Linked DNA regions of Mus musculus: region 2 is linked to region 1. The links are chromatin loops, found by intact Hi-C in ENCODE. Cell type or tissue: left cerebral cortex. All regions are shown on one strand.

Region 1 (8,000 bases):
CTGATCTGCAGGCAGCAGACAGAAAGAGTAAGACTCAACCTGGCATGGGGCTTTGAAACCTCAAAGACTACCCATCTTGACCCACCTCCTCTAAAATGCCACAGCTTCTGATGCTTCCCAAAATGTTTCACTAACTGGAACCAAGAATTCAAATATATGAGCCTATGGGGACCAATCTCATGTAAGCCACCGCAGTGTTTTTTGTTTTTGTTTTTTTAACTTCTTTTCTTAGATATTTTCTTTATTTACATTTCAAATGTTATCTCCTTTCCTAGTTCCCCCTCCAAAAATCCCCTATCCCCTCCCCCCTCCCCTGCTCCCCAACCCAACCACTCCCATTCCTGGTCCTGGCATTCCCCTATACTGGGGAATAGAGCCTTCACAGGACCAAGGGCCTCTCCTCCCATTCTTTCTCATGTCTCACTTTGGAAAGCTCATGTTGTAGAATGTCTTGTCTCTGTTTGATTTAGGAGTTCCTCTCTTCTGGAAACTGTCCCTGTTGCAGGAATGATACCTTAAAGCTACATATATATTTACAAATTTTATTACCATACCAACATCCTCTCCATTGCCCCAAGGTATGCATCTAATATAAAGGTGAATGTTCCATTTGATTCTGTCAACAACTTGGAATTGTGAATAACAAGCTCGAGAACCTAGAAGGAGATGGATTTGAACCATGTTGACAATTCTCCAAAGCAATGGCTTAGCATGTAAGGTATATTCTCTGGTACCCTTCAATGCATGCCTCTTGCCTCCTAAACTAGTCAGATCTGGTTTTTGCTACTGCTAGATTGTCCTCTCTGTGTATATAGCTTAAGAATTCCTTATTACTCATTTACTAGCACCTTGGTATTTCAGAAGTGTTATAGGATAGACATTCATTTGTTCTAGCTTTAATTTCTTAAGTCACTTTTTATGTTCTTCAGATGATTAAAACAATATCTCCTTTTTAAAGAAAGGTTTATTTATTATATATAATACCCTGTAGATGTCTTTAGACACACCAGAAGAGGGCATCAGATCTCATTACAGATGGTTGTGAGCCACCATGTGGTTGCTGGGATTTGAACTCTGGACCTCTGGAAGAACAGTCAGTACTCTTAACCACTGAGCCATCTTTCCAGTACCTACAATATCTCCTTAATGAGTATTCCTTTGAAACAAGTCAACATAATGCAAATCTCTCTAGAGAGACTCTCTGGTCAAGGCCACAGCTTCTTTTGTGCTTTATTCTACTTAGCTAAATCATCTCTTTGGAATGTCATAAGAGGACATTCAATCCTTTGTTAAGAGACTTGACCAACCTCAATTATTTTATCCTGCCTATGTCTGCTGAAAAATTCCAGAGAACAACAGACAGAATCACATGGGATTTTGGCTTGAACCAAATAAAACCAGTGTGGAATGCACAAAATAAAGATAGTTTGTCAGAGTGGTAAATCAAATGTCACAACCATGGAACATGATCATTTTACTATGAAGTTTGTTCTTATTAAATGTCCTATGTATTGTGTGTTTTATATAGTATATAAGAGCTTCCTTTGGTTAGTGCAAATAAAAATCTTGATGTCACAAATCATCATTTCTGTTACATAATAAATAGCTCATTTGAGATCTACTAATATAGTACTCTGATTTACTATAAAATATTAATTTTAACTACCTTTGTTAGGTAATTTTTGGTTCAGTTTGGATTCTATAGCTATCAATTCTCTGATACCCTTACTGGAAACATTCATTTCTACTACATTTTCTATTTTCCACACCACTGCAGTAAATTCTAAGCTTGAAATCTGGAACATTCTTAGCATGTAAGGTACTAAACATGGTAAAACCAAGACTTTGTTTATATCCACAAACTAGGATTACTTAGAAATTAGAATCTTCAAGACTGGCTGGTATCTTAGTAGTGTCTGATAACCTTTCCATTTCATAATGACTAAGAGCTTTATAAACTTTTCCTTCTTGGGGAATTACTTCAAGATTGACTAGAAAATAGAGATCACCTGATGCAAACATCTCCCTACCCTAGAACACAAAAGTCCACATGGCAACATCCACCCTTTTTTTTCTGTATATGTAAAGTCTGTCAGTGTCTACAACCTTCCCTCAGATTCTTCCATTTATACTTGGTTTTATAAAACTCAACTGTAAGACATAATATTAAATGTATTAAGTCTGGATCAGAAAGATTCCTATTGCAAGTTTTCTCTCATTTGAGGGCTCTAGATGCAATAAATGCATAATGTCATGTGTGTACATGAATGTATAAGTGGAACTGGGGAGAAAAGGAGATCAATGAAAGGGGTAAGATGGGGGAATCATCAGATATGGGGAGGGATATGCTCAATACATTTGATAAACGGATTAAAAATAATTTCCAAAACAAACAAATGAATCCATCCACACACACAGGTATCTTGTCTTTCTTAACCAGATTTTCTGGCATATTGTTGAGAACATGAGATAAAAACTGTTCAGGAATTCATGGACTCCAAAACAGCTGTTCTGAAAATACCTGTACTAGAGGCCAGTGATAGCTCAAGAGAATTCTGGCTCCTGGTCCCTTGCTATCTCTTACCCTTCTCTGGAAGCTATATGAGGATGTGACCAATCCAGATACTTTGAACCTCAAGGCTAGACCAACTGGATGGATGAGCTTCTTCTTACCATAAGTTCATGAATTTTATTCTTGGAATTTATGAGATAAATATTCTAGAGGCCACTTACTCTAGAGCCTTTGTGTGACATGTCTGGGATCCTGACTCTTGAGATTAAGCCAACCCAAGCACCAAGAAAGGTCCTCAAAGACATCTAAAAATTTCCCATATAATATAACACTGAGCATCAACATCTGTTTTAGGTTCCAATTTTGTCGTCATCCTTGGTAGAAAAGTCAATAACCTTTCTGTCTGGCTGGTATGATTTTAGTTCTCAAGAGTTATACCCTCTCCTCCAGTGTGATTCTACAATTGAAGGCAGTATCTAGAATAATTTTGTCTAAAATATAAAGATTATACTCTCTGCTACACATTTGCATTGTCTTCTCATAAAAGTCAATGTCGTTGCACTTGCCTGTAAAAATCTGTGATTGTTGGATTACCATTTCCCCTTTAACCTCTCGACCTATGTTGTATCTCATCTATCTCCCTTAGATCAAACCCAGAAGAGTATTAGACTGGGTTGTCCTTTCCTTATTTCCAGCTCAATCATTTTGTTCTCTCAGAGTCTTTCTAATCTCTCTATTCAAAATTGTTTGACATCTTTCTATATCTTTCTTTTTTTGTTAGTGCTTCCTACCACCTAAAGTGTGGGAAGCCACATATGCCATTACAAGGTGGCGCTGCCTACCGCTGGCCACCATGCATAAGTTTGGGTAAACAACCAATGTGTACATATGCAGTAAAGTTTTTTGCTGAGTCACTGCCTGGCCCAGGCATGTTAATGAGGTTCTGTGAGGTACTGAGAGCATAACCAATCAGGTGTAGATATGTAAGTGAGGTATGTTAATGAGGTTCTGTTAAGTTCTGAGAGCATAACCAATCGGATATAGACATGTAAATGAGGTAGTAAATGCATAACCAATCTCCTAGGCCTATATAAGCAGCACCAGTTCTGGGCTCGGGGTCTTTTCACCTCTGCAATCAAGCTTTCCCAATAAACGTGTGCAGAAGGATCCTGTTGTGGCATCTGCTTTGCTGGTGAGTTGGGCCCTCACACTAAAGTTCTGTATAAGCATTTGATTTGCTTATGGTCTGCGTTCTCCCAGAAGAATATAACCTTAAAAAAAATGACTTTTTCAGTCACTAAAGGACTAGGGATATCCTCTCCCACTGAGGCCAGGCAAGGCATCACAGTTAGGGGAATGGAATCTACAGGCAGGCAACAAATTCAAGGATTGCTCCCCTTCTAGTTGTTGGGGGACCCATATGAAGACCAAGCTACATATTTGGTACATATGGGGGGCTTTGGTTGGTAATTCAGAATTTGGGAGCCCCTAAACATTCAGGTTTGTTGACTCTGTTGGTACCAGGGGGATGTGATACCCAGAGCACCTCCTCCTTCTTAGAGGAGAAGTAGAGGGAGAAATGGAGGGAAGAACTTGGAGGGGGGCTGATATTGGAAGGTAAAGTGAATAAATTAATTAATTAATTGAAAAAATAACCCACAGTCAGATCACTCAAAAAATGTGTTTTTCTTCTGGTAATCAATGAGGGAGTAAATTCTTTTTCTTTTCTTTTTTTTTTAAATTAATTTATTTATTTTTCGAGACAGGGTTTCTCTGTATAGCCCTGACTGCCCTGGAACTCACTTTGTAGACCAGGCTGGCCTTGAACTCAGAAATTCGCCTGCCTCTGCCTCCTGAGTGCTGGGATTAAAGGCGTGTGCCACCATGCCTGGCTTGGAGTAAATTCTCTTAAAGCAAGTGGAATTACAGAGACAAAACTGTTGTTGCACAATGAAATTGAAGCACAGTCCTGAAAACTCACCTACATGGAAATCTGCTCTTATGCTTCACTGGTCCTCAGACACTATTCTGCGGAGCAGAGCAGACAGACCCAGTTAGGGGTAGGCTGATTCCCTGTCAGCTTTGATGGGGGTGGGGATCCTACTCTTTGTTTCTTTTCAATGGAAATTTTCCCTTTCTTTCTGTTTGCTCTCTCTTCCTTGGAGATGTGGAGTCACTGTAAGATTGGCAAGTTTTCCAGGGAAACCTGGCAAGTGTAATTCCTCCCACTCCCAGTTGTCTGCCTGTCTGCAGAGAATTCGCTCTGGTAGACCATGTGAAAAGTTGCTGGAGGAGGCATTGGACTGTCTTTCCCCCACAGACTGAGTGGGTGAGTGCATTTGCTTCATGGGAAGTTTATTTCTGCAGCTCTCCAGCTGCAACCCTTTTATCTCCATTTGCACTGCTCCATTGTGCTTCAGTTCAGAACTGAAGGGGAGAAAATAACTAGTCACCTAACAGTCTCCTCACATGGCAATGATATTTTCCACAAGCCCATTCTCCACAAGTGCTTAGAAGCTGCTGGCTGAGGAACATGCAGTCATTTGTGTCCTCATAGCAGCTGGAAGCAGAAGGAAACCAAGTATCTTTCCACTTATGCTGTGTTTCCCACTTAGCTCTTTACAGGTTTATTAATCCCTCAATGGGTTTATCTATCTATAATCTGGCGATGCTTATTGTCTTAGTTAGGATTTTATTGCTATGTACAGACACCATGACCAAGGCAACTTTTATAGGAACAACATTCAATTTGGACTGACTTACAGGTTCAGAGGTTCAGTCCATTATCTTCAAGGATGGAACATGGCAGCATCCAGGCAGACATGGTGCAGGAGGAACTGAGAGTTGTATATCTTCATCTAAAGGCTGCTAACAGAATACTGGTTTCCAGGCAGAGAAGATGACAGTCTTAAAGCCTACACCCACAATGACACATGTACTCCAACAAAGCTGCATCTACTCCAACAGGGCCACACCTTCTAAACCATCACACTTACCCTACATCATTCTCTTTCAAGGCAGAAGAGAAGAGCCTTTGTTCTATACCTGCAGTTATCCTATATTCCAGGAACACAAAACCTCACAGGACAACCCCTATGAGCAGGAATCATCTTCTTTTTAATATTTTCTTAAATTTATTTTTATCCACTTTACATCCCAATATCAGCTGCCCCTCTCTTCCAAGTCCACCGCTCTCACAGGTCCCTTTCTCATTCCCCCATCCCCTTCTCATGAAAGAAGGGGTATCCCCACCCTGCATCACCCCTTTTCTACCCCTCACCCCACTTGTACATCAGTCACTGCAGGACAAGGCACATCCTCTTTCATTGAGGCCAGTCAAGGCAGCCCAGTTAGAGAAACAGGATCCAAGGAAGGCAACAGATTCAGGAACAGTCGCTACTCCACTTGATGGGGAATCTTCATGAAGAGCAAGCTGTACATCTGCTACATTTATGCAGAGGCCAAGGTTCAGTTCATGCTTGCACTTTGGTTGGTGGTTCATACTCAAGGAGCCCCCAAGGATCTAGCTTAGTTGACTCTGTTGGTCTTTCTGTCTAGTTATTATCTTATAGAAACAAGACGATGACCCTCAAGCCATGACAGCATGATCATTTATTCTCACTACCTGTGTAACTGGAGCTGAGATAGTGAGCTAATAGATCATATTTTGCCTTACACTGATTTATCGTGCATGTCCCAAAGATGTGGCCACTAGACCTCTTTTCTTTGTTCACCTTCCATTACATCATTACATTCCACATTCATCACATCAGTTTCCTCTGCTTTTTACCACTACTCATCTTATTAATTGATGTATAGGGCTGAACCTAGGATGCTGATACTCTCAGATTAGGATTTTTTGGCCCCAAACTCTTAGCAGCAACTTCTTGGGGAGGTAGGTATTCTGTACCTGATTGTCCTAGAACTTGCAGTGTAGAACAGTGTGGCCTCGAATTCAAAGATCCACCTTTCTTTGCCTCCTGATTGTTGGGATTAAAGGCATGTGTCATCATGCCCAGCTTTCTACACTAGTGGGGATTTCCATTTCATAAACAGGCTGTTCTCCCTGTGGTTGCTAGTTTCTGATTCTCTTGAGTTGAGTTGCAACCACTCTTACAATCATTGCAATTCTGAAGAGACAAATGTATAGCACTCTGATTATATTCACCACATCCAGTGCAAAGTGAAGAATTCAGATAGAATCTCCGTGGTTACATATGTGTGTGTCCTATTTCAAAGTGTAGATAACAAACTACACATCGAAAAATACAAAATTAAGTCTAGAGACATGTACAAGGGAAATTCTGATTTTTTTTTCCCTTAGGAAAAGCAAATCTTATAATACCATATGAGTGTCTACTATTTTAAAATGTTCACAGTTTCAATTTAAATGAAAAATCAAGCCCCTTCAAACTCTAGATTTTTTTCTAAAGAAATCATTATAAAAATGGAATTAGGTTCAGAATTCATAACAAATGAAAACCTTTTTCTTTGGGGTTTTATGAGTATATAGTAGTCATAAAAATCATTTTAAAGTATTCACTTGAGACATTTAAATGTTACACTGTTTTATAGACAATTCCAATCAATATGCTGATTTACACATAAGGGAAATGTTGAATCATTACAGTTTAGAAGGAGAGTGTTTGGCACAGTTAAAAACTGAATCTGTAAGTTCTAGGCAGCTTCATTTTATAAAGATTTACCAACTACCAAGCACAAAGCATGGGGCTAAACCATGGAGACATCCAAAAGATAATCAGAATCAGTGTCCATGACTCTCCCAGTTAGCTTGAGAATAAAGACACGAATTCACTTGATTAAGTATGTGCTACTCTTCTCAGGCTTGGGTGTAGCTTGCTCAGGTATTGGCCAAATATATTAGAGCTATGTTTGAGTTTCAGAATACTGAAATTTTGGCTGGCAAATGCTCTGAAGCATCCAGGAATGGTTCAAATTACATGGTAAGTAAAACCAAACTATAACACAAAATGTCCTTAGAGAATTGAAAGATCTATTATTTTGAGATGTGGACTTTAATCACCATAAATTAAAATTCCAGGGACCAACAGTCTGGTAGTCACTAAGACCAGGTATTGAATGAGAACAAGATGAAATAAAATGAGAAGATTCATAGCCATTGCTGCAAGAGCAGAATGGCCAGCTGGCGACTCATTTCTGGTGGCTACAGGCTGTGTAAATTCTAAGTGTAATGTCTGTCTTAGAGAGACCCCAACAAGCACCAGATTATCCGGGTACAAAGAAAGACATGGATTCTATGAAATCATATAAGTTAGTTAACTATTTTCAGCAGTTACATCTTTGAAGCTTGGTGCATGGGAACCCTCCAAGAAGCAGCAGACAGATAACAAAAGGGGGGAGGGGGAGAAGCATAAACATACCCATGCACATTTGAACTTGCCATATTTGCTCTTTTAATATCACATTGTCTTTAGAGGTGAGTGTAAATCCAGATCTTCTGGATGTA
Region 2 (8,000 bases), 93 kb before region 1:
AAAATTCCTGAACAGAACAGCAATGGCTTGTACTGTAAGATCGAGAATTGACAAATGGGACCTAATGAAACTCCAAAGTTTCTGCAAGGCAAAAGACACTGTCTATAAGACAAAAAGACCACCAACAGACTGGGAAAGGATCTTTACCTATCCTAAATCAGATAGGGGACTAATATCCAACATATATAAAGAACTCAAGAAGGTGGACCTCAGAAAATCAAATAACCCCCTTAAAAAATGGGGCTCAGAACTGAACAAAGAATTCTCACCTGAGGAATACCGAATGGCAGAGAAGCACCTGAAAAAATGTTCAACATCCTTAATCATCAGGGAAATGCAAATCAAAACAACCCTGAGATTCCACCTCACACCAGTGAGAATGGCTAAGATCAAAAATTCAGGTGACAGCAGATGCTGGCGAGGATGTGGAGAAAGAGGAACACTCCTCCATTGTTGGTGGGATTGCAGGCTTGTACAACCACTCTGGAAATCAGTCTGGCGGTTCCTCAGAAAATTGGACATAGTACTACCGGAGGATCCAGCAATACCTCTCCTGGGCATATATCCAGAAGAAGCCCCAACTGGTAAGAAGGACACATGCTCCACTATGTTCATAGCAGCCTTATTTATAATAGCCAGAAACTGGAAAGAACCCAGATGCCCCTCAACAGAGGAATGGATACAGAAAATGTGGTACATCTACACAATGGAGTACTACTCAGCTATTAAAAAGAATGAATTTATGAAATTCCTAGCCAAATGGATGGACCTGGAGAGCATCATCCTGAGTGAGGTAACACAATCACAAAGGAACTCACACAATATGTACTCACTGATAAGTGGATACTAGCCCAAAACCTAGGATACCCACGATATAAGATACAATTTCCTAAACACATGAAACTCAAGAAAAATGAAGACTGAAGTGTGGACACTATGCCCCTCCTTAGAAGTGGGAACAAAACACCCATGGAAGGAGTTACAGAAACAAAGTATGGAGCTGAGATGAAAGGATGGACCATGTAGAGACTGCCATATCCAGGGATCCACCCCATAATCAGCTTCCAAATGCTGACACCATTGCATACACTAGCAAGATTTTACTGAAAGGACCCAGATGTAGCTGTCTCTTGTGAGACTATGCCGGGGCCTAGCAAACACAGAAGTGGATGCTCACAGTCAGCTAATGGATGGATCACAGGGCTCCCAATGGAGGAGCTAGAGAAAGTACCCAAGGAGCTAAAGGGATCTTCAACCCTATAGGTGGAACAACATTATGAACTAACCAGTACCCCTGAGCTCTTGACTCTAGCTGCATATGTATCAAAAGATGGCCTAGTCGGCCATCACTGGAAAGAGAGGCCCATTGGACACGCAGACTTTGTGTGCCCCGGTACAGGGGAACGCCAGGGCCAAAGGGGGGGAGTGGGTGGGTAGGGGAGTGGGGGTGGGTGGGTAAGGGGGACTTTTGGTATAGCATTGGAAATGTAAATGAGCTAAATACCTAATAAAAAATGGAAAAAAAAAATAAGTGACAAGCCATCCCCAATCTATATCAGAAAAGAAACCATCATTTAGAAACCCATATAGTCTCCTCTACCCCCAACCAGTGAAATAAAATATGTCTTAGGGTATTACTGCTGTGAACAGACACCATGACCAATACAAGTCTATGAAAGACATTTAATTGGGTTGGCTTGTTACAGGTTCAGAGGTTCAATTCAGTATCATCAAGCCTGGATGGCAGCATCCAGGTATTCATGGTGCAGGAGAAGCTGAGAGTTCTATATTTTCATCTGAAAGCTGCTAGTAGAAGAACTGGTTTCCGGTGATCTAGGGTGAGGTCTTATACTCCACACCCACACTGACACACCTACTCCAACAGGATCACACCTTCTAATAATTCTATTCCCTAGGCCAAGAATATACAAACCATCACATATACATGCTAGTGTTATTCAAGATGTCCTTACTGAGAAAGTAAATTTTCAGTGAATAAAGATACAGCAAAAGTATACGTTTTTTCTGCTTGCATTAAACTTGTATCAAGAATATCCTCCTGACAAAGGCTTTAGTTTTCCCCTTCATACTGGGGCAAAAGTGAGATTTAAATAAGCAAATGAAATTCATCCATTTCCCAAACCTCTTAGAGATGTTTATATTCATATGTATTTAAAAACATAATTATCATAAAATATCTTATCAGCTCATATACATGCACATAAACTTTTGTGTGTGTATGTGTGAGTGTGTGTGTGTGTGTGTGTGTGTTTGTGTATGCCCAAGCACACTGAGGTTTATACATAGATCCTTAAGCCTACTACATAAGTGTTCTAACACTGACCTATATCTCCAAGTCTTTTGCACCTCTATAGTAATTAAAATTTTTTCTGGACTTGAGCTTTGTGCAAGGAAATATATATGGCTCAGTTTGCATTCTTCTACATGCAGACCACCAGTTAGACAAGAACCATTTGTTGAACTTTCTTTCTTTCTTTCTTTCTTTCTTTCTTTCTTTCTTTCTTTCTTTCTTTCTTTCTTTCTTTCTTTCTTTCTCTTTCTTCCTTCCTTCCTTCCTTCCTTCCTTCCTTCCTTCCTTCCTTCCTTCCTTCCTTTCTTTCTTTCTTTCTTTCTATCTGTTTTTCTGTTTTTCACTGTATGATTTTGGTTTCTTTGTCAAAGATCAAGTGTCCATAGGTGTGTGGGTTTATTTCTGGGTCTACAATTTTATTCCATTGATTGGCTTGTCTGTCTCTGTACCAATACGAGGCAGTTTTTATCACTATTGCTCTGTAGTACAGCTTCAGAGATGATGATTTCCCCCAGAAGTTCTTTTATTATTGAGAATTGTTTTCACTATTGTCTTAGTCAAGGTTTCTATTCCTGCACAAACATCATGACCAAGAAGCAAGTTGAGGAGGCAAGGGTTTATTCAGCTTACATATCCACACTGCTGTTCATCACCAAAGGAAGACAGGACTGGAACTCAAATAGGTCAGGAAGCAGTGGCTGGTGCAGAGACCATGGAGGGATGTTACTTATTGGCTTGTTTCCCCTGGCTTGCTTAGCTTGGTATCTTATAGAACCCAAGACTACCAGCCCAGGGATAGCACCACCCACAATGGACCCTCTCCCCTTGATCACCAATTGAGAAAATGCCTTATAGCTGGATCTCATGGAGGCATTTCCTCAATTGAAGATCCTTTCTCTGTGATCACTCCAGCTTGTGTCAAGTTGACACATAAAACCAGCCAGTACAACTATCCTAGAATATTTTTTGTTATTTGATATGACGTTGAGAATTGCCTTTCCATGTCTGTAAAGAATTGAGTTGGAATTTTGGTGGGGATTGCACTGAATCTGTAGATTGCTTTTGGTAAGATGGTAATTTTTACTTATCCTACTGATCCATGATAATGGGAGATCTTTCCATTTCTGAGGTCTTCTTCTATTTCTTTCTTCAGGAACTTGAGGTTTGTGATTTGTGACTATTGTGAATAGTGTTGTTTCCCTAATTTCTTTCTCAGCCCATTTATCCTTTGTATAGAGGAAAGCCACTGATTTGTTTGAGTAAATTTTATATGCAACCACTTTGCTGAAGTTGTTTATAAGCTGTAGGAGTTCTATGGTAGAAATTTTGGGGTCACTCATGCATACTATCATATCATCTGCAAATAGTGATACTTTGAGTTCTTCCTTTCCAATTGGGATCCCTTTGACCTCCTTTTGTCTCCTTGTACAAAGCTCAAGTCCAAGTGAATCAAGGACCTCCACATAAAACCAGCTACAGTGAATCTAATAGAAGAGAATGTGAGAAATAGCCTCAAACACATTAACACAGGGGAAATTTTCCTGGACAGAACACCAATGGCTGAGACTCTAAGATCAACAATTGACAAATGGGACCTCATGAAACTAAAAAGCTTCTGGATTGCTAAAGGACATTATCAATAGTACGAAACAGCAATCTACTGATTGGGAGAAGATCTTTACCAACCCTACATCTGATAGAGGGTTAATAACCAAAATATACAAAGAATTCAAGTAGTTAGACTCCAGTAAACCAAATAGCCCAATTGAAAACTGGGTACAACCCAGACCCCAAAGGATATATATATAGTATGCATTTACTGGTAGGTAGATGTTAACCAAAAAGTTTAATATCCCCATGATATAACTCACAAATCATGTGAAGCTTAAGGAGAAAGAAGGTCCAAGTGTGATTTCTTTAATCCCACTTAGAAGGGGGAACAAAATAATCTTGGGAGGCAGAAGGAGGCACTTGAATGGGAGAGAGGAGGGGGATCAGGATCAGGTATGGGAAGAGATTGGAGAGAAGCCCAGAAGAGCAGGAGAATGGATAGAAAGATGCAGAAGTGTGGATGGGGAACAAGGGGGTCGACTAGAAAGTCCTAGAATTCAGGGATATGAGAGGCTTCTACGACCCAGTGGCAATAACATCAGCAGAAACGCCTAACAGTAGGGAGATAGAACCTGAAGAGACGAATCGCAGTAGACAGGCATGGCCACCAGTTGAGAAATGGGGTCACCTACCCATCTCAAAAATGTTAACCCAGAATTATTCCTTTCTAAAGGAAATTCATGGACAAAAAGAGGTATAGACTGAAGGAAAGGCCACCCAGTGACCACCCCACCTTGGTATTTATCCCATGTGCAGATACCAACCACCAACACCATTGCTGATGCCAAAATGTGCCTGCACACAGGAGTCTGGAATGGCTCACCTCTGAGAGGCTCTGCTAGTACCTGACTGAGACAGATGCAGATACTTACAGTCAACCATTGGACTGAGCCTTGGGACCCCTATGAAGAGTTAGGGGAAGGACTGAAGGAACTGAAGGGGATTGCAACCCCATAGGCAGTACAACAGTATCAACTAGCCCAGTCCCCTCAGAGCTCCTAGAGGTTAAACCACTAGCCAAAAAAACATACATGGGCTGCTCTGAGACCCCTTCTTCTGTAGAAGAAGACTGTCTTGTTTTGCCAGTGGGAGGGGATGTGCTTGTCTCTGTGGAGGCTTGATGCCCCAGAGAAAAGGGATGGATGCTAGAGGGGGTGAAAAAGAGTGGGTAGATGGGTGAGGGACCACTCTCTTTGGTTTTCTTTAAGTTTTGTTTTGTTTTGTTTTGTTTTGTTTTGTTTTGTTTTTTGTATCTTTATAGTTGTCTTCTTCTTTTCTTCTTTAGGTTAGGTGATTTTTCTCCTCTGATTTTGTTAAAAATATTTTCTGGGTTTTTGAGCTGGGAATCCTCTCTTTTTTCTATTCCTATCATCCTTAGGTTTGGTCATTTCATAGTGTTCCAGATTTCCTGGATTATTTGAGTCAGAAACTTTTTAGATTTAATATTTTCTTCAACCCATGTATCTATTTCTTGTATTAGGTATCTTCAATGCTTGAGATTCTTTCTTCCATCTCTTGTATTCTCTTCACAATGCTTGTGTCTGTGTCTCCTGTTTGATTCCACAGAGTTTCCATTCCCAGAAATCCTTCAGTTTGTGTTTTTATTTGTGTTTGCTTATATTTCTGTTTTCAAGTCTAGAACAGTTTTATACGTTTTCTTCAAATGTGTTTTTCTGATTTGTTTAAGGGATTTATTAATTTCTTCCAATTGTTTGTATTTTCCTGAATTTCTTTAAGAAAGTTATTAATATCTTCTTTATGGAGTTCAATTAACATTATAAATTTATTTTTAAGGCTTTTTTGTGTTTCTACTGTATTGGAATATTCAGGTATTGCTGTAGTAAGATAGCTGAGTTCTGGTGGTGGTATATTGCCTTGGATGTTGTTGATAATGTTTTTACACTGGCCTCTAAGGCATCTAGGTTTTGGGGTGATTGTAGGTCTAGGTGATGTTTTCCAAGTTTGTCTTTGTTGCATAGGAGTATTGTTCCTTGGTTTCTCTTTTCTCGCTGGTCTTCTGACTGGTATGGACTGGGCCTATCTCAGTCTGCATGGTCTCTAGTAGAACAGGGAGATTCTGTCTTAGCTGGAGGCTAGGGTATAACAATTAGTAGGATGCAAGACTGGGGATTGAGTTGGGAGAGCACCAAGATAGAGAGAGAATGGGGAGTTTGAAGGACAAGCCTAACTGGACCATAAAATTCTTATCTTTCACTTATTCTTGTTGCTAACAAAATATCTTATCCCAAGAGGATAAAGTTGCATATATCAACCTTTCACACACAGGGAAAGATATAGATGCACAGGAATATACACACATATGTATATATGTACAAAATACAATATATAAATTGTTCTGAGACAGAGGATTTAAGATGCCCCTGGGTATTGACATCTCTTACCGGAACACACATTAGGTTGTTGAGGTCTAATTCACCTGATGATCAAGGTTTAGTGTTTTCAGTGTTCATGAAGGAAATCTGACCTGTAACAGATCTATTCAAACCTTTCCAAGTGCTAAGGAAATGCAGTTTATAAGTTATAAAACAAAGGAAACCCAAATAGGGAGAAATGGAATACCAGTTGATTGACAATGCTAGCTGTGATTTCATTTTTTAAGGGCCCATTTTGGATACTTACCTTTGTTTTTTCTTTTCTTTTTTTTTTTTTTTAAATATTTTTTATTATTACGTATTTTCCTCAATTACATTTAGAATGCTATCCCAAAAGTCCCCCATACCTCCCCCCCCACTTCCCTACCCACCCATTCCCATTTTTTTGGCCCTGGCATTCCCCTGTACTGGGGCATATAAAGTTTGCATGTCCAATGGGCCTCTCTTTCCTGTGATGAACACATTTTGGAGACCTAGCTGACTTCACTCCTTTCATTTCTGCTTGCAAGTGACTTACTTTGAAAAAGGAAATTTGAGATATTTGGCTAATCCTTCCTCCTTGAAACACATTTATGGTCTCTTCCATGACACATTTCTCTTTATTTTGCGATTAGAGTCCAAGTTGCTCTTGTTTAATCTGTCTTGTTCTTTTTGACTTTTCATCATCTTTCTATTTGTAAATGAATGGATTGATAAGAGAGCAGGTTAGCAATTCCACACAAGAGGCTTTTTCTGTTACAGACTGACAAGTGTGTGTGTGTGTGCGCATGTGCGTGTGCGTGTGTGCGCACGCACGCTTGAAAGCATGTGCATGTGCATGTGTTTCTCATGACTTCAGAAGATTTCAGACAATAGTAATGTGCATGCCAGCATTTTCATCAGTTGAGTTAATGCCCATGCTGCTCAAAGTCTAAGTTCTTGTAGAAATAACTTTCCCCTTTGAAAGAACTCTTCAAAAATCTCTGGGTTAAGCTAACACTTTTTGTTTGTTTGTTCTCTAAATTTCTGGTAACAATGTTATTTCCAATCCTGTCTTATAAAGTTTTTTTTTTCCAAACTGGTGACTTTTGCTGTGAATATCCAATACCATAGATGTTTGAGCAAAGGCCCTGGAAGCAATAAACCCTGCCTATGCTTTATTTTCCTCTTACATGCAGCCTTGATTATTTGCTTCCAAATAAGGAGCTTAGTTCTTTACAATGAAGACATGTGAGGATTGGACTAGCTAGTAATTGGTCTGTCAATGAGTAACTCATGAGTCCTTGATTCTCAAAGGTAACTAAGGTAATAAAGATGGTGGTCACAGAATCCCCCCTCCCCATTAGTTAAATAGCTCTTCACCATCACTTTACATTGTTAATATCAGGAAAAACATCATCTGAAAGATTATATTGGGTAATCCTTCCTTATCTTCTTCTTTGATTTGGTTTCAGAGTATTCCATTTTCTCATTTCTGAAGCTTTGTTTTCATCACAAACCTCACTGTGCTACATGAACAAGAGGACAGGACTCTCTAGATTGATATCCTTTCTTCCTACCTTCATTGAAATGTCAGCATCACCAAGGCAGTTTTGTTATATATTTACTTGTATATCGATTTACTATCTATTTTCCACCACTTGAATGAAAAATTATGAAATGTTAGAATATTTTTCTATTTACAGTTAAATTTCTAGAATATAGAG

Evidence for each region. Hi-C counts contacts between places; a loop is a spot of excess contacts. Peaks named below come from ENCODE experiments on the same cell type or tissue, not always from the same donor. Only the 100,000 strongest peaks of a DNase experiment are listed, where the experiment ranks them.
Region 2: a loop joins it to region 1, with 2.0 times the contacts of the local background. A loop is called at or near these places in 1 of 42 quality-filtered maps.

What each region holds. Positions count from the first base shown.
Region 1 is chr15:43,690,877-43,698,876 of GRCm38, forward strand. No RefSeq gene overlaps it. Among named protein-coding and RNA genes, the nearest start is that of Tmem74, 180 kb to the right of the region's middle. In left cerebral cortex, no CTCF peak of the experiment used is centred here; DNase peaks (open chromatin) are centred at 4,782 and 5,362; H3K27ac peaks cover 1,985 bases.
Region 2 is chr15:43,597,805-43,605,804 of GRCm38, forward strand. No RefSeq gene overlaps it. Among named protein-coding and RNA genes, the nearest start is that of Gm41316, 98 kb to the left of the region's middle. In left cerebral cortex, no CTCF peak of the experiment used is centred here; no DNase peak of the experiment used is centred here.